Linked DNA regions of Homo sapiens: region 1 is linked to region 2. Evidence: read pairs that join two places in POLR2A ChIA-PET (ENCODE). Cell type or tissue: GM12878. All regions are shown on one strand. Links, peaks and the distances in the headings refer to the core of each region. The heading gives the core; the rest is flanking DNA. Region 1 holds the start of SPATA3-AS1 (SPATA3 antisense RNA 1). Region 2 overlaps CAB39 (calcium binding protein 39).

Region 1 (10,337 bases), core at 9-5,008, 230 kb after region 2:
AAAGTAGAAAATGGAGAAACTGAACACAGTCGGCGTTATACCAGCGTCCAACAGCAACTTCCTATATATTAGATTTCCAAGGAATAGCGGGGCGGAGGTGCTTGGCCACGACAGGAAAAGGTAGGGCTCAGGGGTATTGTGACATGCTCCGGAGAAGGGCAGCTTTTCCCTCCCAACGGAAGCCCGAGCCCAGAGGGGCGAGGGTGTCGGGCCGGACATGGAGCAGCGGCCTGGGGCCCAGCCCTGCAGGGCACCCCAGGAGAGGAAGGCGGAGGCGCAGCCACAGGCCCCGGCCCAGTCTGTCGAGGGCCACGGCCAGGTGCTGCTGATCAGCGGGCTCTGGAAGCAGGATGAGGACGGCCTGAGCCTGCAGAGCTTTCCAGGAGACACTGCAGCCGATCAGCTCCCCAGGCCCTCGTCCGCCCGAGCCATGAGCGGCCACACCAGCGCCAGCAACTGCACCGCACGGCGGTCCAAGCGCTGGGGCGACAGCTCCATGAACTGCGACGACTGCCCGGCCACGAAGTCCAAGCGCTTCACCAAGAAGTCGCGGCGCTCGGAGCCCAAGGCCGAGGACCCGCGCGAGGCGCCAGGGGCTCCTCCTGGGACCCCCACCTCCGCGGCAGAGGACACAGCGTCTGCACGCGGGGCACCGCAGCACCCGCCTGAGCGGGGCGCGCAGCTGCTCCTGGTGTTGTGCCGCGCGTCTGCGCTCCTCACGCAGCTGCTGCGGCTGCAGCTGCTCCTGCAACAGCAGCACGCCCGGGACCGACGTCCGCCCGCCGCGCTCGTGGGGATCGTGGTGCAGCCGCAGCAGGAGGAGGAGGCCGAGGCGCGCCGCCGCATGGAGGCCCTGCTCAGCCGAGTCCTCGCGCCGCACAGCCCAGCCGTGGAGGTGCACACGGCCGTGTTCTGCCCCGGCCGCCCCGAGGGCACCCTGGACTTCCAAGCGCGCCGCCAGCAAGTGCACAGGGTCTCCCTGATGGATCGGGAGACGCAGACCGATGGTGAGGGGTCGGCGCGGGGAGGGGGGAGCCCCGGGGCGGAGAACGCTCAAACACGCAGCCCTGGACCCCGACCCTGCCGCCCCGCGGGGTAGAGGACAAAGCCCCGGAGTCACGGCCTCTCTCCTGGCGCCTCCAGGAGTTTTGGGTACTGTTTTGGGTGGTAAGGAACTAGAGTTCCTCCCGGTGTGCTCACTGGGGCAATCTCAGCGTCAGAGGTGTTCGAATTAATTCGGAGGGCTACGACCCCCACTCACTGGCCCCACATGCAACTTGGGGCATCGGTTCCCATGACTTGGGGTCACGCTTTTGTAAGGTATTGATTTGGGACTTTGTAGAAACGGGGCCCCACTCCCTCCTCTCCACATCCTCCTCTCCCTTGCTTGCTTCTTTAGTCTTCTCCAGGGAAGAATAATAACACTAAAAGCACGCCTTTTGTGAGTCAGGCGCTGTTCTAAGGGCTTTTCACCTGGATCCTCATGGCAACCCTCTCAGGTGGAACTCCGCTAGACTAGCTGGCCGACTTCAGGATTCTCCTTCGCAACTCTTGAGACCCTTTCTGTTATGGAGACCAGGCCTGTGGCCCACGGGATTAATTTGTCAGTCTAAGGTCCCTGGGCAGTGAGATCTTGAGGGAGCGCCAAGTCCCGCAACCTACCTGCCAGCTCCACCCTGCCAGGGGCAGCAGGAGGGACTGAGGAAGTGCTCTGTGTGGCAGAGTCCAAAGGTCAGGTACCCAAGGTCTGCCACTCTCCAGCTGGTGACCAGAGCAGGCATCCTCTCTATGGACCAGTGTCCCTCCTGTGTGACGTGAAGGTGAAGGGCTGGTTGATGTCCAGGGTGCCATCCAGCTCAGAGAAGTCAGCTTCAGGACAAATGGTGACACACTTATTCTAGGTGCCCAGGAAACCAGAACCATCAGAGACCTTCTGGGAGGAAATTTTCACCCCATCAAGACCTTATTCTGACTATCTAATTTCCAATTCCCTTCCCCTACCTAGTCTACTGCATTTTCACATGACTGGCATCCCTAGTTAGGAAACTCCCTTGCCCATGGACTAGTCCAGCTGTGATCCTCAGCCAAGGCCAGAGAAGTCCCAGTCCATTTTTGAAAACACCCCCTTGGTGATGAAGCCTTGGAGGTGCCTGATCCCACATGCCCACCTGCCCCCATCACAGCTTCCTGCTGTCGCAGCTTCCTGCTTTCTCTGTCCTAACTTTACCTTTATTCAGTTCCAGCAGCTTGCATTAAGCCCCTACTCTGGACTGTGGCCTTCTGAGGTTTCCACCATCTGGGGTTGGGGAATGAGAGGGAAGGCAGAGACAGAAATAATTCTAATGCCGTTCAGAATATGACCAGTCTCATACAAAGAGGTGCCCCGGAGCTCAGCAGCAAGGGAAGGATGGCTTCCAGTTGGAGATCTCAAGAAAGGCTTTTTTTTTTTTTTTTTTTTTTTGAGATGGAGTCTCGCTCTGTGGCCCAGGCTTGGAGTGCAGTGGCGCGATCTCCGCTCACTGCAACCTCCACTTCCCGGGTTTCAAGCAATTCTCCTGCCTTAGCCTCCTGAGTAGCTGGGACCACAGGCGTGTGCCACCATGCCCAGCTGATTTTTTTATATTTTTAGTAGAGACAGGATTTTGCCATGTTGGCCAGGCTGGTCTCAAACTCCTGACCTCAGGTGATCCGCCCGCCTCAGCCTCTCAAAGTGCTGGGATTACAGGCATGAGCCACTGTGCCCAGCTTAGAAAGGCTTTATGAAGAGATTTATCCACTTGAGATAGGGCTTGACCAGAAAATGCTTTGGTAGAGGTGCAGAGAGGGATGATAGAGGAGAAGGGCTTCTGAAAATGCAGGAATGTTCAGCCTGTTCATGAGATCTCTGATGTTCACGGTTAGCTAGAGCTGGACACAGGTAGTAGTAGTGGCTGATAAGCACTGGGCAGTGGGCTGTGGCTGTATTATGGAAGAGCCAGGCTTCCTGTATAGGAACAGGTGCTCAAACAGAAAGCAGTGGGGCCAGGCGCAGTGGCTCATGCCTGTAATCCCAACACTTACGGAGGCCAAGGCAGGCAGATCACTTGAGGTCAGGAGTTCGAGACCAGCCTGGCCAACAGAGTGAAACCCTGTCTCCACTAAAACTATAAAAATTAGTCAGGCATGGCGGCGCATGTCTGTAATCTACTCAGGAGCCTGGAGCATGCCTGTAAGCTACTCGGGAGGCTGAGGCAGGAGAATCAGTTGAACCCGGGAGGTGGAGGTTGCAGTGAGCCAAAATTGGGCCACTGCACTCCTGGAGACAGAGTGAGACTCTGAAAACAAAAACAAAAAGAAGAAGAAGAAGAAGGTGGGGGCTGCAGGGAAGACGTTCTAGCAAGGAGCTATTGAGGGACCATTCTTCCTCATTCTTCTGGGACAACCTCTTTCCACAGGTGCCCTCTCTCTGCTTCTTGGGACCACTCTTACTAAAGAATTCACACATATTTTTGCTGCTGCCACAGAGAAATTCCCCACTCCTCCCTCGGCCTGCCCTCTGTGCTTCCTCCATCTTTCTACAGGAAGACAGAGACTCATTCTCTGTGCCCTGTTTGGCTCCTTCTGGTAAAATGGAATATTTCTTTCATTGCTACCAGGAAGTTCTACCTATATGTGTCTGCTCCTATCTGATTCATTTACACCAACATGGCACAATCAGGGGCAATGTGGACACACACACTCCTACCCCATCTCTAGGGGACATTTAGCAATATCTGGAGACATTTTGGGTTGTCCTGGGGTAGGGGGGAGTAAAGACTGGGTAAAGACCAGGGATCTGGTAAACTTCCTACAATACACAGGATGACCCGCCACAACAAAGAATTACTCAGCCCAAAAATGTCAACAGGGCTGAGGTTGAAAAACACTGATTTAAACCAGGTTGAGGCCCTCGGCCGAAGCCCATTGGTACCTGAAAATCCAACTTTGCAGAGATTAATGCCTTAGGAGTTCCTGAGCTGTCTGCTAGATCTCAACAGGGTTCCCGGCCTCGGTTTCCAGTCTCTCTGATTCTAAATGGAGTCCCCTCAAGGGTTCCATTGCTCTTGGCTTCAGGAAATTACCAGCTTCATACAGATTCACTTGCTCCCAGAGCCTCCTTAGGCCAAGGTCAACCAAACACAACCCAATACTCTTGAGCTGAGCTTGCCTTCACTTCTGATCCTTCCTGCCTTTGTTTTCTTCAATCTTCTCGCTCAGGGACCTTTTTTTTTTTTTTGAGACGAGTCTCACTCTGTCGTCAGGCTGGAGTGCAGTGGCACAATCTCGGCTCACCACAACCTCCGCCTCACAGGTTCAAGTGATTCTCCTGCCTCAGCCTCCTGAGTACCTGGGACTACAGGCGTGCACCACCATGCCCAGCTAATTTTTGTATTTTTAGTAGAGACAGGTTTTCACCATGTTGGTTGGCCAGGATGGTCTCAATCTCTTGACCTCATGATCTGCCCGCCTCAGCCTCCCAAAGTGCTGGGATTATAGGCGTGAGCCACCGCACCAGGCCACTGGGGGACTTTTTAATTCATTATTTCAAAGCCTGTATAATTATCTGACTCCCTATTGTTTTCTGGGATCATGAAAATAATGAGCCCCAAACTGGAATTTAGTCCTTCCGATGCCCCCAGCCAGCTGTGTGACCCTGGGAAAGTAACTTAATTTCGCTAAACCTCAGTGTTCTGAGGAAAGGTCATCATTAAGGTATTTTTAGGCTCTAGAAGCCCTAAACTATGTCCTGTCATTTCAGAGTTCATGTTGGGTCTGGCTTTGTGTGGCCCAAAGCCCCCCATTTTTTTTTAAGACAGAGTCTCGCTCTGTCGCCCAGGCTGGAGTGCAGTGGCACGATCTCGGCTCACTGAAAGCTCCACCTCCAAGGTTCACGCCATTCTCCTGCCGAGTAGCTGGGACTACAGGCACCCACCACCACGCCCGGCTAATTTTTTGTATTTTTAGTAGAGACGGGGTTTCACCATGTCAGCCAGGATGGTCTCAATCTCCTGACCTCGTGATCTGCCCGCCTCAGCCTCCCAAAGTGCTGGGATTACAGGCGTGACCGAAGCCCTTTTTATCTGCATAGGTCTGCTCTAAACCTTCCGCTGGGGCAGGAGCTCCTGCGCTTGCCAGTCCCACACTCACCCACCTGTGACACACTGGCGATGAAAGCAGTCTCCTCAGGTGAACACATTTTATGTTGCAGTCACAGTATGAGCTTCAGATTGTCTTTTAAAAATACTTTTCCTTCTTCCATCCTAAAACAAAAATCACATTTAATGAGCACATTAAATTAATTAATCTAGAGAAAGATTCAGTCACCTGTTTAACCCAACCAATTGGGGTTTGGGAGATAGTCTGTGGTTGCCATTGCCATGAGTTTGAGACAAATGTTAGTTTTCTGAACAGCTGTTATGTTCTCAGGGAAAATTATCTGCCAAATGCAAAGGTTCTTATAAAAGTCAAGTCAACCCCCAAACTCCCCTCCCACAGTGCGGGAGGGCAGGCTTTGGGGGAAGGGGTAAGCTACTCTGAGATGGTAGCAGGCTCTGGGCCATGGTAAAGCCTTCGAAGAAGCTCCAAATCTTCAGGAAGCTGACCTGAAGATGAATGCGTGGGGAACATGGATTTTTGAGGTGTAGGAGTAGGGGGTATGTGGAAGCCAGTGACAGAGCTGAGCGTCACATCCAGGGTATCTTAGAGCAAAACAGGTAGCTCACATGGACCCAGGAACACGCCAGCAGAGAGGTGTCTGAAGGCAGCGCTCAGGTCGCAGAAGCATGAGGATCTGGCTGTCACCAGCCCCGTAGCCAGGGCTGTGAGGACCAGGGCAGCCGCTGTCCCCTGCCTAGCCTGGCAGCCTGGGATGAAGGAGGACACCAGGCTGGTGTCTGCAGAGAAGACTGTCCCTTGAAGCCCTGCCATAGGAGCCACCCTGGCTTTTATGACCTCACAGGAGGTGTGGGTCACTGTTCTCTGTGGGGCCTGGGTCCAGCTGGAGGCCCAAGCCAGGCTCCTAGGGCAGAGGGCAAACGGCCCCTCCAGGAGGGAGCCGGGAGATTACGCAGCTCCATGTAGGTCCACGTTTAGGTTGGGAGGATCTACCATGAAGAAGGTCAAGAAGAAAAGGTCAGAGGCCAGACGCCACCGAGACTCCACCTCCCAGCATGCTAGCTCCAATTCCACCTCTCAGCAGCCTAGCCCTGAATCCACACCACAGCAGCCTAGTCCTGAATCCACACCACAGCAGCCTAGCCCTGAATCCACACCACAGCATTCCAGCCTTGAAACCACCTCCCGGCAGCCAGCATTCCAAGCCCTTCCAGCACCCGAAATCCGCCGCTCCTCTTGCTGCCTTTTATCTCCAGATGCTAACGTGAAGGCAGCCCCTCAATCCAGGAAAGCAGGTGGGCTGTCTTCTAGCTTCAGCAGTTCCAGCCTTCCTGCTGATGGAGTTCTGGGTCATCCCAAAGGCTGGTTCTTGTAGGATAGTGATGCATGGTTAACGTGTATCCTGGAGCTGTGCTGTAGAGTGGGAAGGTTTTTGTTTTTGTTTCTACCCAAGAGACCAGGATTCCTGGGTTTTGTCATTTCTCATCATCCTGAGTCTCACTGAAGACAGCCACACATACATATAAACATTTAACTTGGTTCCATAGTAATACTTGCTCACTAGGAATCAGCAGTGCCATGCAACTGCTAAAAAATAAAAACCAAGGATGCATTTATAGAAGTATATGGTTTAGAATAAGGGAGGTGATGATACTGCTTTATTCTGTCCTCATCAAGCTATCCTTTTGGGCTGTAAAAGATGCCTGACAAACTAGTCCAAGGAAGATAGTCTGGGTTGATGGAGGATGAGAAGGATCAGGGAGACCATTTAGTGTATGACAGTCAATTGAAGGAATTGGAGGATGTCTGTCTGTCAAGTGGAAGATGTGAATAGACTTGTTCCTTATTGTCCTCAGAGATCTAAGGGTCTGATGTGGTTTGGCTGTGTCCCCACCCAAATCTCTTCTTGAATTCCCAGGTGTTGTAGGAAGGACCCAGTGGGAAGTGATTGAATCACGGGGGAGGGTCTTTTCCGTGGTGTTCTCGTGATAGTGAATAAGTTTCATGAGATCTAATGGTTTTAAAAAAGGGAGTTTCCCTGCACAAACTCTCTTCTCTTGTCTGCCGCCATGTGAGATGTGCCTTTCACCTTCCACCATGATTGTGAGGCCTCCCCAGCCACGTGGAACTGTAAGTTCCACAAACCTCTTTCTTTTGTAAATTGCCTAGTCTCAGATATGTCTTTATCAGCAGTGTGAAAACAGACAAATACAGGCCCATGGATAGGATAGCCAGACAAAATACAAGACTCTCAGTTAAATTTTAATTTTAGTAAACAACAAATAATATTTTTAGTATGTGTGTCCCCAGTATTGCATGGGCATCCTATATTTTTATTTGCTAAATTAGCAATCTTACCCATGGAAGACATTAGTGACAGAAAGCCTTCGGCTCAACATAAAAAACTTCCCAACAATTAGCTCTGTCTGAAAATGGAATGGCTGTCAGGAAAAGTGGTTCCCTGTCTTCTTGGGAGCCAAACAGTGTCTGTATAAGCATTGGATTGTGTAGAGGGAATTCAAGTGGAGTTCAGGAGGTGGGCTGGTTTATACTACTAACAATAATGGTGATAGCAAACTAACATTATCACTAAGCATTTACTGTGTACCTAGCATTCAGATCAGGTGTCTTAATTTTCACACGTGATAATCCTATAAAAGTTCTTCCATATTATCTCCATTTTATAGATGGGGAAACTGAGGCTCATAGGAGTCAAACAGGTTGCTCCTGAGCAGACGCTGGTAGCCCTGAGAAGGGAAACCCACTCTATTCTGACTCCAGAACCCTCACTTTAAACCACAGCACTGACCTTTCCATTCCAAGAGGCCTAGGAGTCTCCACAAGAGGAAGAACATCTCTGTCCGAGCATCTCCTGGATCTGCCATGAGCCAGTGCCCACGACTCCATAGCCTTGAACAGGCCACACTCCCTGGGCCACAGTTTACCCCCCGGGATTGTGTGGGCATAAAATAAATAAGTGATGGAGATGAGAGTGCTAAATATAAGGCATGCCATGCCAATGATCCTTCCATGGCCAGGAATCAAACCTTTCTTGACATATGATATTGATTTTGAGCACCATACTATATGTTGTAAAGATTGTGATCATCAGCCAGTGAGAGAAACATTTCTGGGTTATGATCTTCAGAACTGGCATCTTCAGTACTGGTAGAAAGCAAGACTTTCCATTCCCAAGTCTTTTAATGAACACATGTGACTCATACTCAGAGAAGAATTTGGCCCATTGAACAGGCAAAGCAAGAAAGCAAGAAATGGTGGTGGCTCGCCAGTGGTTACAGCAGACACCCTATACTTCTTCCAAAGGAATTCTCTGCGTAGAAAGGAATGTTGGAGATGAAGGATGAGGGCCTGCAAGTAAAGCGTGCCATTTTCTAAAATCCAAGCCTTTTTGTGTGCAGAAATATTGTAGCTCAAGAAAATGCCAGTCTTCCACTAGGATGGGTATAATCAGAAGGATGGACAATAACAAGTGTTGGTGAGGATGTAGAGAAGCTGGAATCCTCATACACTGTAGGCGGGAATGTAAAATGGTGCAGCTGCTGTGGAAACAGTCTGGTGGTTCCTCAGAGGAACATGAAGTTACCTTATGACCCAGCAATTCCACTTCTCAGTATACATCCAAGAGAATTCGAAGCATCTTATTAAGCATATTAGAAGCACACCAAAACTTGTACACAAATGCTCAAAGCAGCAGCATTTGTAATAGCCAAAAAGTGGGAACAACCCAAATGTCCATCAGCTGATGAATGGATAAACAAAATGTGGTATGAAATACCACAGTACAATGAGTATGGTGAAATACTATTTGGCAATAAAAAGAGATAGTGTCCTGATACATGGTACAGCCTGGATGAACCTTATAGACACTTGGCTAAGTGAAAGAATCCAGTCTCCCAGAAACCCACACATCGAATGATTCTATTTACATGAAATGTTCAGAATAGGCAAATGTATTGCCAGGGACTGGGGGAAATGGGAGAGTGGGGAGTAACTGCTCATGGAGATGGGGTTTCTTTTTGGGGAAATGAAGACGTTCTGAAATTAGTGGTGATGGCCACAAAACTTTGTGAATATACTAAAAACCACTGAGCACTCTAAAAGGGTGAATTTTATTGCCTGGGAATGATATCTCAATTTAAAAACTTTTTTGTAATTAAAAAAAAAGACAAGTCTTGCCTTTAGAATCCCCTCTCCTCATTCCGGGAAAGTACGTGTCGTGGGCAAGTCTAAGCAGAAAGTGTATTGAATCTGCCAGGTTGACCACCTGTTTCATGCAGCTTAGGGTCAGAAGAATCTGTAGCTCTGTCAAGAAGACGCAGGGCTACAGATAGGAAACAGGAGGGAATAATCCAGCCAGAAATTATCTTGCCCAACCACAGAGGGCATCATCTACATTCTGCTGGGATCCATACCAGAGGAGGACAGAAACAGAAAATAGGATCGGGACTGGAAACTAGAGCTGTGGTTGTCTTCTGGATGGATCAGAATGCTCTAGATCAATGGAACGTGGCAGCTCCAATTCCAGGAATGTCAGTGCAGCCTCTCCTGAGGTGAGCAGTCACCTGAAATTCCATTTTCACTGAATTAAACGTGAGAAAGCCTGAGTTGAGAAAGCCAACTTCTGTAATCTACTCCCCAAAAGGGCATATCCCTTAAATTAGCTGAGCCTCAGTTTCCTTATTTGTAAAACAAGACCAGCAGTATCCCCTTTACAGGATTACTGTGAAATTAAATGAGATGAGCATGCTAAGTGCAAAGCATCCTGAAGGTGTAAGCCATGGCACCATCAGCACCACCTCCATCATCATCATCGTTGTTGTCGTCGCTGTTGCTACTCCCAGGTAGCACCAGTATAAAACAGCCATTTTCCCATGCGGTCAGTCTTCTCTTCTGTTTGGTTAGAGAACATTTTGTGGGAGAACTGCCTTCCTTAGGTAGTTCAGTCCCAAATCCTCAATGATGCCTTGGAAAAAATCCAGCGTTCGCCCTGGTAATCCTGCAGCTGCTGCCGTTGTGGGGGGCCTTCTCAGACTGTGTTCCAGACTCCCCCGCCCCAGCCTCCCAGGGCAGGTGCCTCCCTCACCTCTCTCCTTCTGTCCCCACAGGGCCTCTGATTCGCGCCGGCCCGCATTCCTGCTCCTGTGCCACTTGCCCCTGCAGCTCCGCTTGCTGGCGTCGTCTGG
Region 2 (16,424 bases), core at 4,578-9,577:
AGACTCCAAAAAAAAAAAAAAAAAAAATCCTTGGATATTTAAGAACCTATGACAAAGGATATGCATTAAACTATTTCTCTTTGGTTAATTTTGTCAAAAAAGGATTTACAAGGTGACAGAAGGTAAGATAGGCAATATTTGGGGTTAGAGATTGGTTGGAACAGTTCACATCAGAACATGTTGAGAAATAACATACTTGTTTATGATTTAGTTGTAGGCTTGACATTAGCATTCATTTGCATGTTTTAAACATTCTTTATAAACAAATATGTAAGTCACTCTATTTCAAACTTAAGGGAAAAACACTCAAGTTTGTTCATCAAATCTTAGGTAAAGCTCAAAAGAAGTGTTATGATACTATGCAATGGATGTATTTTTGTGTTTATATAGAAGGGGAAAACAAAGTGGGGTTGGGGTGTCTGAGAGCCACCTTTTCTTGGGTGTGTGTGGGGAGCACCTTGGGCAGTTAAATATAGGATGTTGAAACTTACAGTCAGAAAACCACTGATCTAAGTGATCCATAAGGTTTTTCTAAAAAGTGTCATCTTTCGGTGTCTGATAGGAGACTGTTTAGTGCCTGTGAATTTAACTACTTCTAGTTTTTTTACTGAAAAATGGTAACTTCCAACATGTTCCCAAGTCACTTCCATTGTTTGTCTTGTTAACTTTGTTTCTTCATAGTGCCTTCTTGGAATAGTTGCATGTTCTCCTTTTGGATGATGTAATACTGTGGTTTATGTGGTTGAAATGTTGTTTTCTACTACCCACAAAAAATTAAGAACTTCTAGAAGTTCATCATCCTCAGGGTTTTATCCAGCGAGTTCTTTCATAGGAGATGGTCAAATCCAGGCAAAAAGAGTACATCTTGACAACTGTCACATAGGGGATTACAGGATCTAATGGGAGATTTTATTCCCCTGTCCAGGCTTCTCTCTAGCTCTGAGACCCTGTGACTGCCTGAATAAGATGGGTGTGCCGAGGAAGTGTGTGCCATATTCAGGGCAGCCCACTGGGGTGCTTAGGAGGAGCAGCGTGAACACCGGGAAAAGAGCATCTGGAGAGACCTAGATAGTAGGCTGTTGCTAGTGCTGTTTGGCTAAACACCCTACCTAACTTTTTGCCTCAGTTGCCTCAGCTGTAAAATAGATACTATCAATTTGATGTACAGTGTGGTGATTAAGGACGCTTTGGATCAAGACAGATCTGAGCTTGTTTGACCACTTAGTACCTTGAGCCTCACGCTCAACCTTGCTAAACTTCACCAGTAAATAGGAGCAGGAGATTGTTAGAAAGGGTTTCATGAAATGATGAGTTCTAGTGCTCAGCATCAGGCCTGGCAGTAGCAGTTGCCCTGTGAGTGGGAGCTGCTGCTCTCTACCTCAGCAGCATCAGTCAGCATGTTCGTCCCCATTTGCGTGGTTAGGAGAGCAATTGATTTGAAGGAAAGAAAAACAAAGTGTTTTGAAAAATACAGTGTTCTGTAATTCTAAGACATCTGTGTATTATCATTTCTTGCATATATTTGTGGATTTCCCTGTTCCTACTGATTTTGAAAGTTATGTAAAATGACTTGCCTAAACACGGGTTTTCTTCCCAGATTAGGATTTAGAAAGTCTGTCTTCCGTTGATCCCAGTGTTTGCTCACATGAACCTTGTGCTGTGTTCTAGGTAGCACAGGCGGAGTGCAGCGGAGGCCCCTGCCGCTGCCGTCATGCCGTTCCCGTTTGGGAAGTCTCACAAATCTCCAGCAGACATTGTGAAGAATCTGAAGGAGAGCATGGCTGTTCTGGAAAAGCAAGACATTTCTGATAAAAAAGCAGAAAAGGTATGGATTTGGCTTTATTTATATTTGAAATATCTTAATTAGCAAATGCAAGACACCTTATATGAGGAATCAGTAAGTCCCAATTTGGGTTTATTTTGGATTTTAAAAATAACATCCAAAAGCAACATATGCTGCTGTTGCAACATACTTTTTCTTCTGTATTTTCGTCTAACAAATAGATTTCTAACTGTTCTGTCAGGTTTTCGAGTTTATTTAAATTGTGTTTATTTCATCTTGAAGTGTTTGATTCTAATTTATTTATTTATTATTACTAATTATTTTTGTAGAGACAGGGTTGTGCTATGTTGCCCAGGCTAGTCTCAAACGCCAAGCCTCAAGCGATCTTTCCGCCTCTGCCTCCCAAAGTGCTAGGATTACAGTTATCAGTTATCTGCTTGGTTGGTTTGTTTGTAAAAGTTTTAGAGCAAGAACAAAAGGAAGTAAAGTATACTTGAAAGAAGGCCAAGCAGGCAACTTGAGAGCTATAAGTGCCACAGTTACCTGATTCTTGAAATCGGTTCTTCCCCCACAATCTTCCTGGGAGGACACCCCTCCTGGTTTTCTTCCTGTATTCAGTGTATCCGTGCCAAATGCCTCCATCTACCCAGTCACCACAGTCCAAAACCCAACTTTCATCCCACTTGTGACTTGCCCTCTCTTCCCTAAAATATAATTTTTCACTAAATCTTGTTCAACTCCCTAAATTGTTTATGATTCAGTTCTGACTTCCATTCCTTCTTGAAGAAGTTGTTCATACTCTTTGTGATTTTAGCAGTAGCCTTCTTACTGCACTTTCTAAAAATCTCTGCTTTACATTTTCAGTGTAGATTCTTCTTGTAACACACAGGATCTTCGTGATCTGATCTTTATTTCTCTAAGTAAATTGTAGAGGTTTAGTGTCACTTATCCAAAATGCTTGGGATCAGAAGTGTTTCAGAGTTTGGATTTTTTTTTTTTTTTACTTTGGAATATTTGCATGTACATAATGAGATCTTGGGGATGGGACCCATGTCTAAATATGAAATTCATTTATGTTTTATATAGACCTTGTATACATAGACTGAAGGTAATTTTATACAATATTTTAAATTTGCATTAAATGAAGTTTGTGTACATTGAAGTATCAAAAGGCAAAGATGTTGCTATCTCAGCCACCAATGTCATAGTCTCTGGTTCTGTGGCATCATCATCATTCCTGACTCTGAATTTATATGCTACCGATAAGCAGTCATTTTCTTACACTTATTCACATGTAAGTACTTAACTGTAAAAAATATGACATACCATTAATAATACCAGGCTGGAGTGTGATGGTACTGGAACTAAGGTGGTACCTTAGTTCAGGGTAACTAAGCAGCATAGTTGTTGTATCACTTGTATCTGTTGTAACCTCTTAGAATGTCATAATCATTATTTGATTTGGGATTTCTGTCATAAGGATTATACTTCAGTGTAGTACGGATGCTTTCAGGTGAGTTTGAGGAGTATACAACTAATTATTCCTACTCTAAATGGTCCTGGCTTCGGTACCTATGAGTTATCATTTCTGTTCTGTCTGTATTTTCCTTTATTGCTTATTATCTTTTGGTATGTGCTGCTGGCTGATCTTAAGCTTACCCAGCTTCCTTGCATTTTCTCATTCTGTTCAATGTTTCTAATGCCCTTTGGACTGGGAAACTAGATTAATTGAAACAATTTATAATAAGACAATATAGATTCTAAGAGAACTTCCTTGGGTAAGGTAAGTGGTACTGTTTTTTGTTTGTTTTTTATTTGTTGTTGTTGTTGTTGTTGTTGTTGTTGTTGTTTTGAGATGGAGTCTCGCTCGGTTAGCCAGGCTGGAGTGTAGTGGCACGATCTCAGCTCACTGTAACCTCTACGTTCCATGTTCGAGCAGTTCTCCTGTCCCAGACTCCAGAGTAGCTGGGACTACAGGTGCGTACCACCATGTCCGGCTAATTTTTGTAGTTTTAGTAGAGACGGGGTTTCACTATATTGGTCAGGCTGGTCTCGAACTCCGCACCTCAGGTGATCCACCAGCCTCAGCCTCCCAAAGTGCTGGGATTACAGGTGTGAACCACCGTGCCCAGCTGGTAAGTGGTATTGTAAACGCAGGATTCAAGTACATTTCTCATTTTATTGGTCAATGGGGATATAAAAATATGAAAAGTTTAGCTCCAGAAACTAGAAACAAAGTGACCTCAAGAAGTTAGAGGGGACTTTTGACTGAACCACATTAACATCTACTAACTCAGAGGGTAATAGCACATAACTTGACCTCCCTCTCACAGTTGGACATCTTCAACTTTAGGAAGCACTCAGCAGTCCTGATAGCCCTACAGGCTTTGCACCAGGTGGAGGCAGCTAACAGCCAGCAAAGAGCAGAGGTACCCAAGACTGGCCTCTAGAGGCAGTCGGGAGAGAGCAGACCCCACAGAGTAGACATGATACATGTCTGCTGGAACTGCCCTCAGTGGCTATTCCTTAATCCTTATCTTAAAACTGCAAATTGATGAAAGGATAATGTGTATGTCCCATAAATTAAAAATGGTTCATCTTTTGTCTGTGGCTAAATATGTTGTCTACTCATTACATTCATTCTATTCATCAGAATCGTACTGAACACCTAAATGCTGGGTCAGATTTTAGGCACTGGGGATATAATACTCAATAAGATGAACAAGGTCTCTGCTCTTTCGTAGCTTCCGTTCTAATTAAGAAAGCTGGACAGTAAATAAGTAAACATAGCTGAAAAAGAATTTCAGTTGGCAGCAAGTGCCACAAAAGCAATAGAATGTACTGATGTGATGATAGAGCACATTTCTTAAACTTTTGGGTCTCAAGACCCCTTTTATACTCTTAAATTATTGAGGACCCAAAAGAGATTCGTGTAAGTATAGGTGTGTTATCTATTGATGCTACCCTATTACAAATTAAAACTGAAAAATTTAACAATATTTATTAATACATTTAAAAGTAATAAACTCATTACAAGTTATAAATAATGTGTTTTAATGAAAAATAACCATATTGTCCAAAACAAAAAATTTAGTGAGAAGTGTAGCATTGTTTTAAGTTTTGAAAATCTCCGTGTCTGGCTTAATAGAAAACAGCTGGCTTATCTTAGCTATGTTTGTAATCAAACTGCTCAAACATTATTTTGCTTTAAGTATATAAAGAAAATGTATACTTAAAGTTGGGAGTGGTGGCTCATGCCTGTAATTCTGACACCCTGGGAGGCCGAGGTGGGTGGATCACTTGAGGCCAGGAGTTCGAGACCAGCCTGGCCAACATGGCAAAACCCTTTCTCTACTAGAAATACAAAAATTAGCCAGGCACGGTGGCACACGCCTGTAATCCCAGCTACTCAAAGAGACTGAGGCACAAGAACTGCTTAAACCTGGGAGGCAGAGGTTGCAGTGAGCCGAGATGGTGCCACTGCACTCCAGCCTGGGTGACAAGCGAGATTCTGTCTCAAAAAAAAAAACAAAGACGAGAAAAAGAAAACCTGGTCTCACAGCTGTGTAATTAGAAAAAAGAGCAGTATTTTAATAGCCTTTCAGATAATGTAAAATATTTAATACCATGCAATTGGTGGTTTCTTGATTGCATTACAGAACATTAAACTACATGAATGAACTTTTTATACTCTGTACTTTGAACGAAACTTTTACCAGTACATGATTTTATAACATGTTTTGGTTGTTCAGAAAGTACAAATGGTGGCTGGGCATGGTGGCTCACACCTGTAATCCCAGCACTTTGGGAGGCCTAGTCGAGCGGATCACTTGAGTTCAGGAGTTCGAGACTAGCATGACCAACATAGTGAAACCTTGTCTCTACTAAAAATACAAAAATTAGCCGGGTGTGGTGGCACGCACCTATAGTCCCAGCTACTCAGGAGGCTGAGGCAGGAGAATTGCTTGAACGGAGGAGGCAGAGGTTGCAGGGAGCCAAGATCGTGCCTCTGTACTCCAGCGTGGGTGACAGAGTAAGACTGTCTCAAAAACAAAAAAAAAACAAAACAAAGAAAGTACAAATGGTCCCTGACTTAAGATTTTTCAACTTTGCAATGTTGCAAAATAGGTATACATTCAGTAGAAACCATACTTTGAGTACCCATACAACCATTCTGTTTTTCACTTTTGTAACAATATTCAATAAATTACATGAGATATTCCACACTTTATTATAAAATAGGCTTTGGGTAAGAGGATTTTGCCCATGATAGGCTATTGTGTTCCAAGCTCATTTTAGGTAAGCCATGCTAAGCTGTGATGTTCTGTGAGTTGGGTGTGTAGTACATGCACTTTTGACTTAACAATATTTTCAACTTTTGATGGGTATATCTGCATGTAGCTCCATCATCAGTTTATGAGGAGCATCTGTGTTGGATCACTGACATATACAGATCTCCCAGATGTTGACACATTATACAGATTATAAAAATTAACATTTTTAAATAACACCACTGATCTCATTAGAAGAGTCTTAAGTATTGGGATGTGGTCAAGCTTATTCATGATCTAGTCAAATTTCAGAATTCAGATTTGGCAACAAATATAGTTGGTCGTTTTCCTTGAAGTGACAGGTTCATTTTATTCATTTTAGAGAAAATAACTGCCAGATAATTCAAGTCTGAATAGTGTGTCTGTCTGTCTTCCAATAACAAAAGCAGTTAGTTGAACTTATAGCTGAAATAATCACACAAGGGCTTTTCTTTAAGATAACCATTCTATAAGGAGCCAAAGGTACTTTATATGTACATGCCATTTGTTAACTCCAAGTGTTAAAAATATTGTATGTATATTCAAAGGTCAAGATTTAATAAAATTAAATTTTTACTGCTTCAGGAACATTCCTAAGTTGGACCTTTTTTTTTCCTTTTTTGAGACGGAGTCTCGCTCTGTCGCCAGGCTGGAGTGCAGTGGCGCAGTCTTGGCTCACTGCAGCCTCTGCCTCCTGGGTTCAAGAGATTGTCCTGCCTCAGCCTCCCAAGTAGCTGGGACTACAGGCGTGCACCACCATACTCAGCTAATTTTTTTTGTATTTTTAGTAGAGAACAGGGTTTCACCATGTTGGCCAGGATGGTCTCGATCTCCTGACCTCGTGATCCACCCGCCTTGGCCTCCCAATGGACTGACTTTTTTTAACTGAGTGCACGGTGATGAAGACTGCAATAACTGCTATTAAAGTTTGGCGTCACTGCCTTTGTTCATGCTTGGTTCATGATGGTGTCAGCACCATCAGTATAAATAGCAATACAGAGGGAGGAAGCACATGTCTTATGAAAACAGCCTTGACCTTACAGACGCTTTGAAAGGGTCTTGAGGACCTCAAGGGTCCGCACTTTGAAAGGTACTATGATAGTTAAAAGGCTGTGTATGAGAGTGGCTGCAGGTAGGGAGAATGTCCTAATTTAGGTAGGTTATGTAGGGAAAGTCTTGTTGAGAAGGTGACATTGAAAATGAGTCTTGAATGATAGAAGGCAAGTTTAGTCTCTGATGCAATCCATATCATCTGCTTGACTAAATGAGTGATTTTCAACCAGGGGCAATTTTGCCCTGAAGGGGACACTTGTAATGTCAGGAGACATTACAGGTTGTAACACTAGGGGAATACTACTACTGGCATCTAGTTAGTACAGGCTAGAGATGCTGTTAAACAGGGAATGAATAGCTCCCCACAACAAAGGGTTATCTAGCCAAAAAAATGTTAACAATGCTGAGATTGAGAACTCCTGCCCTAAACCAGCATTGAACAAGAATAGACATTTCGCTATTAGGATAAACAAAACAAAGAAAAACATTTGAATTTATTAAAAATAAATTTTAGTTCAAAGCAAGGCATTTCTGAAGAGCAGCCCATGCAAATTACTTATGCTGAAATAGTTTAAGACTAGGAGGGAAAAACCCTGGAATTTCCAGTTCACTTTCTTATCAGGATTCGAAAGGAAGTAGCAACTAATGCAAATAACGAAGAGAGTACTGAGACCTGAAAACAATGGAAAGATGAAAATCCATTACTAATTGAAAACAGTGAAAAACAACTGATGTCATACTGAAAATCTGATGACTATAAACCCAGGTGCTTGCGACCTGTTGAGCATTGTTCTGGAAATTCTAATCAATGCATAAAGAAGTGGTTTAGAAATAAAGAATATACCTATTGCAAGTAAAGAGGGGAAATTATTGTAGAGGTATTTATAAACATTTACAAAATACAAGATAATTAATGGGAAAAATGAGAGTTTATTAGGAGAGAGAGAGACTAGGAAGTACTACAGTCTTTAAAACAACCAGATCTCGCATGAACTCACAGTGAGAACTCTGTCATTACCATGGGGAGAGCACCAAGCCATTCATGAGGGATCCACCTCCATGATCCAAACACCTCCCACCAGGCCCTACCTCCAGCACTAGGGTTATGTGTTTTCTTGGGACAGGGTCTCACTCTATCACTTAGGCTGGAGTGCAGTGGCACGATCATCGCTTGCTGCAGCTTCCACCTCCCGGGCTCAATCAGTCCTCAGCCTGCCAAGTAGCTGGGACTACAAGCATGTGCCACCATGTTTGGCAAATTTTTCTATTTTTTGTAGAGACCGAGTCTCACAATGTTGCCCAGGCTGGCCTTGAACTCCCGGGCTTAAGCTTCAGCCCAGTTGGCCTCCCAAATTGCTGGGATTGCAGGTATGAGCTGCCATGCCTGGCCTGGGGGTTACATTTCAGCATGAGATTTGGAGGGAACAGATATCCCAATCATATCACCAACCATATCTAGAAAATGTAATTTTACAAGAAAGTAGCTCATTCACTATAGCAGCAAAAAAATAAGTATAAGATGTCCAGGAACATTTTCATCAGGAAGTACGCTGAACCCATATGAAGAAAGCTCAAGGATGTTGTTCAGAGGTACAAGAATTACCTGGCCTATGTTATTAGAAGTAAATATGGAATATAGTTAAAATGCCATTTCTTCCCAAATCATGCTTAAAGCAATTCTATTCAGATCACAGCAGGATAATTTTGAAGCTTTACAGATAGAAGTTCTACTCTGTTTTGAAGCAAAATGCATACTTCAAAACCTGTTCCACTCACATTCTTCATGCTCATCATTAGCATAACTCTATCCTTTCCGTTTTTCAGGCCAAAAGTCTTAAGGGTCACCCATGACTATTTTCTCACTCCCCAAATCTATCCACTTTATCTGGAGAAAAAAAAAGTCCAGAATCTAATCCCTTCTCCCCATTTTCCTTGTTCCCACTGAGCTGTCCTTTTCTCTGCCCTGGATTACTGTAGTGTCCTGCTCACTGCTTCACTGGTCTCCCTTGGTTTCCCTACAACCATAGTGATTCTTTCAAAACATGAGTCAAATAATATATTCCTTAGAGTAAAAGTCAAAGTCCTAACAGGGGCCTAAAGTAATTTCTGCAGGCAAATCCTGTAAGGCCTATTTTTATCAATCTCGTGAGCTAAGAATGGTTTTTACATTTACAGAGTTGGTTAAAAAAGCAAAGTATATGAGGCAGAGACCTTATATGGCCTGCAAAGTCTAAAATATTTACTGTCTATTCCTTTACAGAAGAATAAATGCCAACTCCTGCCCTGAGCAATGAGGCCCATGACTTTATGATCTTGTCTCCTAATACTCTTCACCACATTGGTCTCCTTTCCTCATGCACTCCAGTCATACTCCTGCCTGTTGGAGACCTTTGCATTTGGCTTTTTCCTTTGCCTGGAAGGTTCTTTCCCTAGTGCTCTATTTGGCTTACCTCCTATATTTTTCAAGTCTTTGCTCAAGTGCCATTTTTCACCCAATCCTCTATTTAAAATGCAACCCTACCGTGTGGCATTCCTCTTCCCCCTTATCTTGCTCTAGTTTCCTGTGCACTATACGTAATGATATATGCTTGCTATTTTCCCCTTGTTAGACCATCAGCCTTTCAAAGATAGAGCTCAACAAATAGTTGTATTTATTGAAAATGGAATCAAAAACAGAGTTACTAATAACATGAAACACAGTCATCTTGTTCTCTTCTGAATTCTTAATCTTATCTGAATTAGTTAAAACAGATATTGCTAAGACTTATAAGAGTTTATATATTGAATTTGTGACTGAGGAGAGAGTACCATAGCTAGGTATGTTCTCTGGATTCTGTGATGGTGGCCAACTACTGTATTATATTTCTTTTCAGTGCTACTGCCCACAGTAGTAGTAAGATAAATGTCCTTTCTCAAGAGATATTTACTGGTGGTCCTGGTATTGTCCATACAGGTTTATGTTCATCATCTTCCCTGTAGTTAAGGGTGATCAGGGGACATTTTTCCCTATTAGATAAATAATCATAACTGATGGATGTGATGATTGAGTCACTGTGAGCTTGTTGGCAGGGTTTTGGTGATCTAGGACAGTTCTCAAGTCTAAGCTGACATTCATTGTGATTAAGTTATATGAAGAGAATTAAAGGGTTTAATTAGCCAAGTTTGTGAAAGACAAAAATTGGAGGAGAATAGCACATTCTATGGGTGACTAAATTAGGCACCAAAAACGGGTCAATTAGGTGGAGGTGGTGGGTCAGTGGTTAGAGGGAATGGTTAATATTAATTGACAAAACACAGTACAAATAAAAGTATGACTCTGTATGTAAAAAAACAGACCATGTGTCAAAAAGAAACCAGAATCATTAAAAACACTTGATTAATTTAAAAAGGCAGAAAAGGGATGAAGGGAATTAAATAACAGATGTGGTATAGAAAACAAATAGTAAGATGATAGACTCAGATGTACTGTATCAGTAATCACATTGAATATAAATGGTCTGAATAACCATTTAAAAAACAGAGATTGTCAGATTGGATGAAAGAATCCCTACTATATGGTGCCTATTAAAAAATGTACTTTACAGTTAGCAACTTAAAATAGGTTAAAAGTAAGAAGAATGGAAAAAGATAAACTTTGTTAACACTCATAAAAAGAAAGCTGGAGGGGCTGTACTAATAGCAGACAAAATAGACTTCAGAGCAAAGAATATTACCAAGGGTAAAGAAAGTCATTTTATGATAAAGTAGGGGTGAAATGTTCCAACAGATATAATAATTCTAAACATTTATGCACTTAGTAACAGAGTTTCAAATTAAAGCAAAATAAAACCTGATAGAACTGCAAGAAGTAGTCAAATACACAATTAATAGTTGGAGATTTCAGTACCCCACTATCAATAATTGATAGAACAAGCAAGCAGAAAATCAGCAAGGATTTTCTAGGTAGACCAGAATGGTACTGTCAACCAACTTGACCTGATTGACATTTATAGAACACTCAACAACTGTGGAACACACCTACACATTCTTTTGAAGTTCACATGGAAGATCTACCAAGGTAGACCATATTTTGGGTCAAAGAAAAAGGTCTCAGTACATTTTAAAGGATAAAGTTATACAATGGATGTTCCAAGACTGCAATAGAATTAAATTAGAAATGAATAACAGAAAAATCCTTAGAAAATCCCAAAATATTTAGGAACTAAATATCGTACTTCTAGATAACTCATGGATCAAAGAAGATATTAGAAAGTAGTTTGAGGCTGGACATAGTGGCTCATGCCTGTCATCTTAGCACTTTGGGAGACTGAGGCAGGCAAATCACTTGAGCTCAGGAGTTGGAGACCAGCCTGGCCAATGTGGCAAAACCCTGTCTCTACTAAAAATACAAAAAAAAAAAAAAGGGCCGGGACTCGGGAGGCTGAGGTGGGAGGATCGCTTGAGCCCAGGGGTGGAGGCTGCAGTGAGCTGAGATCACACCACTTGACTCCAGCCTGGCTGACAGAGTGAGACCCTGTCTCAAAAAAAAGAAAGTAGTTTGAGTGGAATAAAAGCAAAAATACATCTCAGAATTAGTGGGATGCTGCTAAGCTTTACTCAGGGAAATTTCTAGCACTAAATATCTATGTTAAAATATATTTAAAAAGAAGAAAGGTCTGAGTTTCTACCTTAAAAACTAGAAAAACAAGAGCAAATTAAATACAAAGTAAGCAGGAGAAAGGAAATAGCTATCAAAACAAATCAGTTAAATAGAAAAAAAAAATTAAAAGATCAAGAAAATTGATAAACTCTAGCTAAGACTGACCAGGAGGAAGAAAACACAAATTCCCATTATCTGGAGTGAGAGATTCCTGTAGTGACATTACCACAGATTGTACAAGTTAATAGGGAATATATGAACAACTGCATGCCATTAAACTCAACAGCTTAGATGAAATGGACAAACTCCAAAGACACAAATTGCCAAAGCTAACTCAAGAAAAAATAGATAACCTGATAGCCCTATGTAGTTAATACCCTTCCTTATCACAGTGAAGACTCTAGGCCCAGATGGCGTTGTTAGAGATTTCTACCAAATGTTTAAGGAAGAAATAATACAATTTCTATGTAAACCTTTCCAGAAAATTTAAGAGAAATCATTCTTAACTCATTCTGTGAGGTCAGAATTATAATCATCGCCAAATCAGACAAAGGTATTACAATAAAATAAAACCTACAGACTAATATGTCTCACGAACATAGATGCAGAATTTCTCTATTTTAGCAAATTGAATAGTAGACCAAGTGGGATTTATTCCTAGAATGCAGAGCTAGTATAACATTACAAAGTTAATCAGTATAATTCACTATATTGAAAAAGTACATGTCAATTGATGAAAAGGGGAAAAAAACCAGCATCTATTCCTGATAAAAAAAATAATCTCAGCAAACTAGAAATAGAGGAAGGGAATTTTCTCAAGCTGATAAAGGGCATCTGCAAAAATCCTACAGCTAGCATTATACATATGGTGAAAGGCTAAGTCATGTTATCTCTGAGATCAAGAAGACGACAGGGATATCTACTTTCACCACAACTATTCAACTTCGTACTTGGAGGTTCTAGCCTATGCAGTCAGGCAATAAAAATAAATTAAAGGCATTCAGATTGAAAAGAAAGCAGTAAAACTTTTGATTTGTAAATGACATGATCATCTACATAGAAAAACTGAAGGAATCTACACAACTAGTAGACTAGTAAATAAGTTTAGCGAGTCACAGGTTATAAGGTCAATATACAGAAATCAGTTGTATTTCTGTATAGTAGCAATGAACAGTCCAAAATTGAAATTTAAAAATACCTTGTATTCAAGAGTGTTAGGTGTAATTGGGAAAAAAGAATGGAAAAAAAGAAAAAGAAAAAAACTAGCATTTAGAATAGCATCAAAAAATATGAAATGCTAAAAATACCATTTAGAATAGCATAAAAACATGAAATAGGGATAAATCTGACAAAGGAAGTGAAAGAGTTGTACACTGAAACCTGCAAGATACTGCTAAGAGAAATTAGCCCAAATAAGCAGGAGATACATGTTGTTCATGGGTTGGGAAACTCAATATTGTTAAAATGTCACTTCTCTCCAGATGTATCTAGAGATTCTGTGCAATTCCAGCAGGATTTTTAAATCAAAGAGTTTGTTCTAAAATTTGAATGGAAGTGCAAAAGACCTGGAGTAATCAAAATAACTAATTAAAACAAAGTTGGAGGGCTCACACTGTCTGATTTCTAGACTTAAAAAGCTACGGTTGTTAAAACAGTGTGGTGTCAGTGCAAAGATAGATATATTAATGGAACAGATTGGGGTGCAGAAATAGACCTACACATGTATGGAACATTGATTTTTGACAAAGGCATAAATGCAGTTGTGCAGAAAGAAGGTAGTTGTTTCAACAATTGGTGCTGAAACTATTTAGTAGGCAGAAAGATAGGACTCAGACCTCATACCATATTTAAAAATTAACTCAAAATGGATCACATAGCCAAATGTAAGACCTAAAATTATAAAGTTGCCAGAAGAAAATCTTTGTGACCTTGGGTTAGGCAAATAATTTTTGGATGTTATGCAAAAAGCACAATTCATTTTAAAAAAAATGATAAATGGAATTCATAAAAATTAAAACCTGCTCTTCAGAAGACACTGTTAGAAGAATGAAAAAGACAAACCACAAACTGGAAGAAAGTCTGCAAAGCATATATCTGATAAAAGACTGCATCTAGAATATATAAAGAATTCTCAGAATTTAACAGTTAGAAACAATCCAGTTAAGAGTGGGCAAGATACTCATATATGCATTTCACCAAAGGAGATAGGCAGATGTCAAATAAGCCCTTGAAAAGATGTTAATCATTAGGAAATTGTGTAGTAAAACCATAAGGAGATTCCACTACACAGCTATTAGAGTGGCTAAAATGGAAAATATTGACTATACCAAATGTTGGCAAGGATACAGAGCAGCTGGAACTGCTTGTGGGAATATAAGATGGTATGACTACTTTGGAAAATAGTTTGGCAGGTTTTTTTTTTTTTTTGAGACGAAGTCTCACTCTGTTGCCCAGGCTGGAGTGCAGTGGCACAGTCTCGGCTCACTGCAAGCTCCACCTCCCTGGTTCACACCATTCTCCTGCCTCAGCCTCCCAAGTAGCTGGGACTACAGGTGCCCACCAAGACGCCTGGCTAATTTTTTGTATTTTTTAGTAGAGACGGGGTTTCACCGTGTTAGCCAGGATGGTGTCGATCTCCTGACCTCGTGATCTGCCTGCTTCGGCCTCCCAAAGTGCTGGGATTACAGGCGTGAGACACCACGCCTGGCCTAGTTTGGCAGCTTTTTAAACCAAACTCGAACCAACCATATGATCTAGCCATTTAAGTATTTACCCAAGAGAACAAGAAATATATGTTCATGAAAAGACTTTTGCTTAAATGTTCATAGCGGCCTTATTTGTAAATGGCCCAGACGTGTGGATAAACCAACTGTAGTACATCCATGTAACAGAGTACTACTCAGCAATAAAAAAAAAAAAAAAAAAAAACTATTGCTGTATACAACAGCATGGATGAATCTCAAAGTGATTATGTTGAACAAAAGAAGCCAGACTATAAAGAGCACATAGTATATGATTCTATTTGCACAAAACTCTAGAAAACAAAGCTAATCCATAATTACAGAAAGCAGATCAGTGGTTGCTTTAGCTTTGATAAAGATGTTTAGGGGAAGGGTTGCATGGTAGAGGGAGGGAACCACAAAGGAGCATAAAGCTTTTGGTGGTTACGGTTTTGGTGGTTACAGAGGTGTTCACTATCTTGATGGTTTCATGGGTGTATGTGTATATATATATATATATGTGTGTGTGTGTGTGTGTGTGTGTGTGTGTGTGTTACATTAGGTACTTTAAATATGTGGAGTTCATTGTATGTCATTTATAACTCAGTAGTGAATAAAAAAAGACTGTTTATGTACCAACTGGGGCAGATGTGGCTTAGAAACCATAAAGCACCCAGAAAGGCCATTGGAAGGCTAGATTGCAATACTTGAAATACACTATTGAAATTCAGCGATTATCTTCTACTCTGTATAGGCAAGTCCACACTTGAGGATGTAGAGAAACTGCAGTGTGCCAAGAGAGGAGTGACCAGGCTGACATAGAAATTCAAAACTCTACTGTGAGGAACAGTTGAATGACCTCAAGATGTGAGGTACAGCCTAGGGAGAAGATTTGAGCAGAGTAATGTTGTAGGGCGGATTTGCTCTTAGTAAAATGTATTTGGGAGACCATATAATGTAACAAAAGGATTCGAACTGATCGTGGCAGGAGGTAGAATTCAGACCCATGAGTGGAAATAAAACAAGAAGTCCAATTTTGTCTTGATATTAGGAAAAACAGTAAGTGGAAGCTGACTTTTTCAGAAGACAGCAAGTTTTCTGTTTCTGAAGAGGTATTGACATGGACTAGGTGACCACTTAGTTAAGTATTCTAGAAGGAATTCAAGCTTTGCACTGTTGACATATCCTTACATCGATATACCACCATACTTTGCAAGGTGCCTTTGTATAGAGTCCCCCATCTTATTTTGAGATAGAATTGATTCTGGTTTCCCGTGATCCAGATGAAGAAAGCTGTTATTTACTAGGCTTATTACTTTGACTCATTATATTAGAGTCAAAGACGGAATTCACACCTAGCTCTGCCAAATCCATGGTAAAATTATGCCTTTTTCCACTTTATTCATTATGTCCCTGGGCTTTTTCCATCCATTTCTTGTGATCTCACAGACAAAATGATAAATATAACATTTGAGTGTTTATTCCTTTATTTGTTATATGTTGGTATTTGTATTTGTTTTATATGGTACATAGTTACCACATTAAGAATTGTGTATGATACAAATAGATTAGTCTCTTAGGAGACTAATTCTTTTAAAAGAATTCATACAAAACTAATTTTCTTACATTTTAAAAAAGCGGTTAATGTTACCATCCTTATTTTTAGGTAACTAGGGGCAGGGGTGGGGTGGGACTTAGTCTTTCACTGCCAACAACCAAACAGATGTGGTGTATGTGGGGACTATTTACGCACTCTTCGCCCACCACATGCTGTATAAAGGAGGTATGGCTGCCTTGCTCAGCTTATAGGTGGTTCCCTTCCTTACGATGAATGCTTGTGTTCACAGGGTTGAATAGCTATATTCACTCATTTCATGAGAGGAGTAAGTTTGCTGACATATTTTAAGAGGGGGGAAAGG

Evidence for each region. ChIA-PET counts read pairs that join two places held together with the same protein. Peaks named below come from ENCODE experiments on the same cell type or tissue, not always from the same donor. Only the 100,000 strongest peaks of a DNase experiment are listed, where the experiment ranks them.
Region 1: POLR2A ChIA-PET joins it to region 2 with 6 read pairs; 3 of 35 experiments call an interaction of 5 or more read pairs at or near these places.

The regions. Positions count from the first base shown.
Region 1 is chr2:230,990,107-231,000,443 of GRCh38, forward strand. SPATA3-AS1 (SPATA3 antisense RNA 1) reads right to left here and starts at 5,926. Exons shown (of 6, transcript NR_033879.1): 1 at 5,742-5,926; 2 at 5,171-5,279; 3 at 2,228-2,296; 4 at 1,663-1,869. It overlaps SPATA3 (spermatogenesis associated 3), which reads left to right and starts at 6,015. Exons shown (of 5, transcript NM_139073.5): 1 at 6,015-6,428; 2 at 10,260-10,337. The coding sequence starts at 6,128. RefSeq lists an enhancer at 5,526-6,059. In GM12878, for the core only: no CTCF peak of the experiment used is centred there; no DNase peak of the experiment used is centred there.
Region 2 is chr2:230,758,291-230,774,714 of GRCh38, forward strand. CAB39 (calcium binding protein 39) reads left to right here. Exons shown (of 9, transcript NM_016289.4): 2 at 1,669-1,825. The coding sequence starts at 1,712. Among named protein-coding and RNA genes, the nearest start is that of CAB39, 54 kb to the left of the region's middle. RefSeq lists enhancers at 630-729, 16,304-16,424. In GM12878, for the core only: no CTCF peak of the experiment used is centred there; no DNase peak of the experiment used is centred there; H3K27ac peaks cover 254 bases.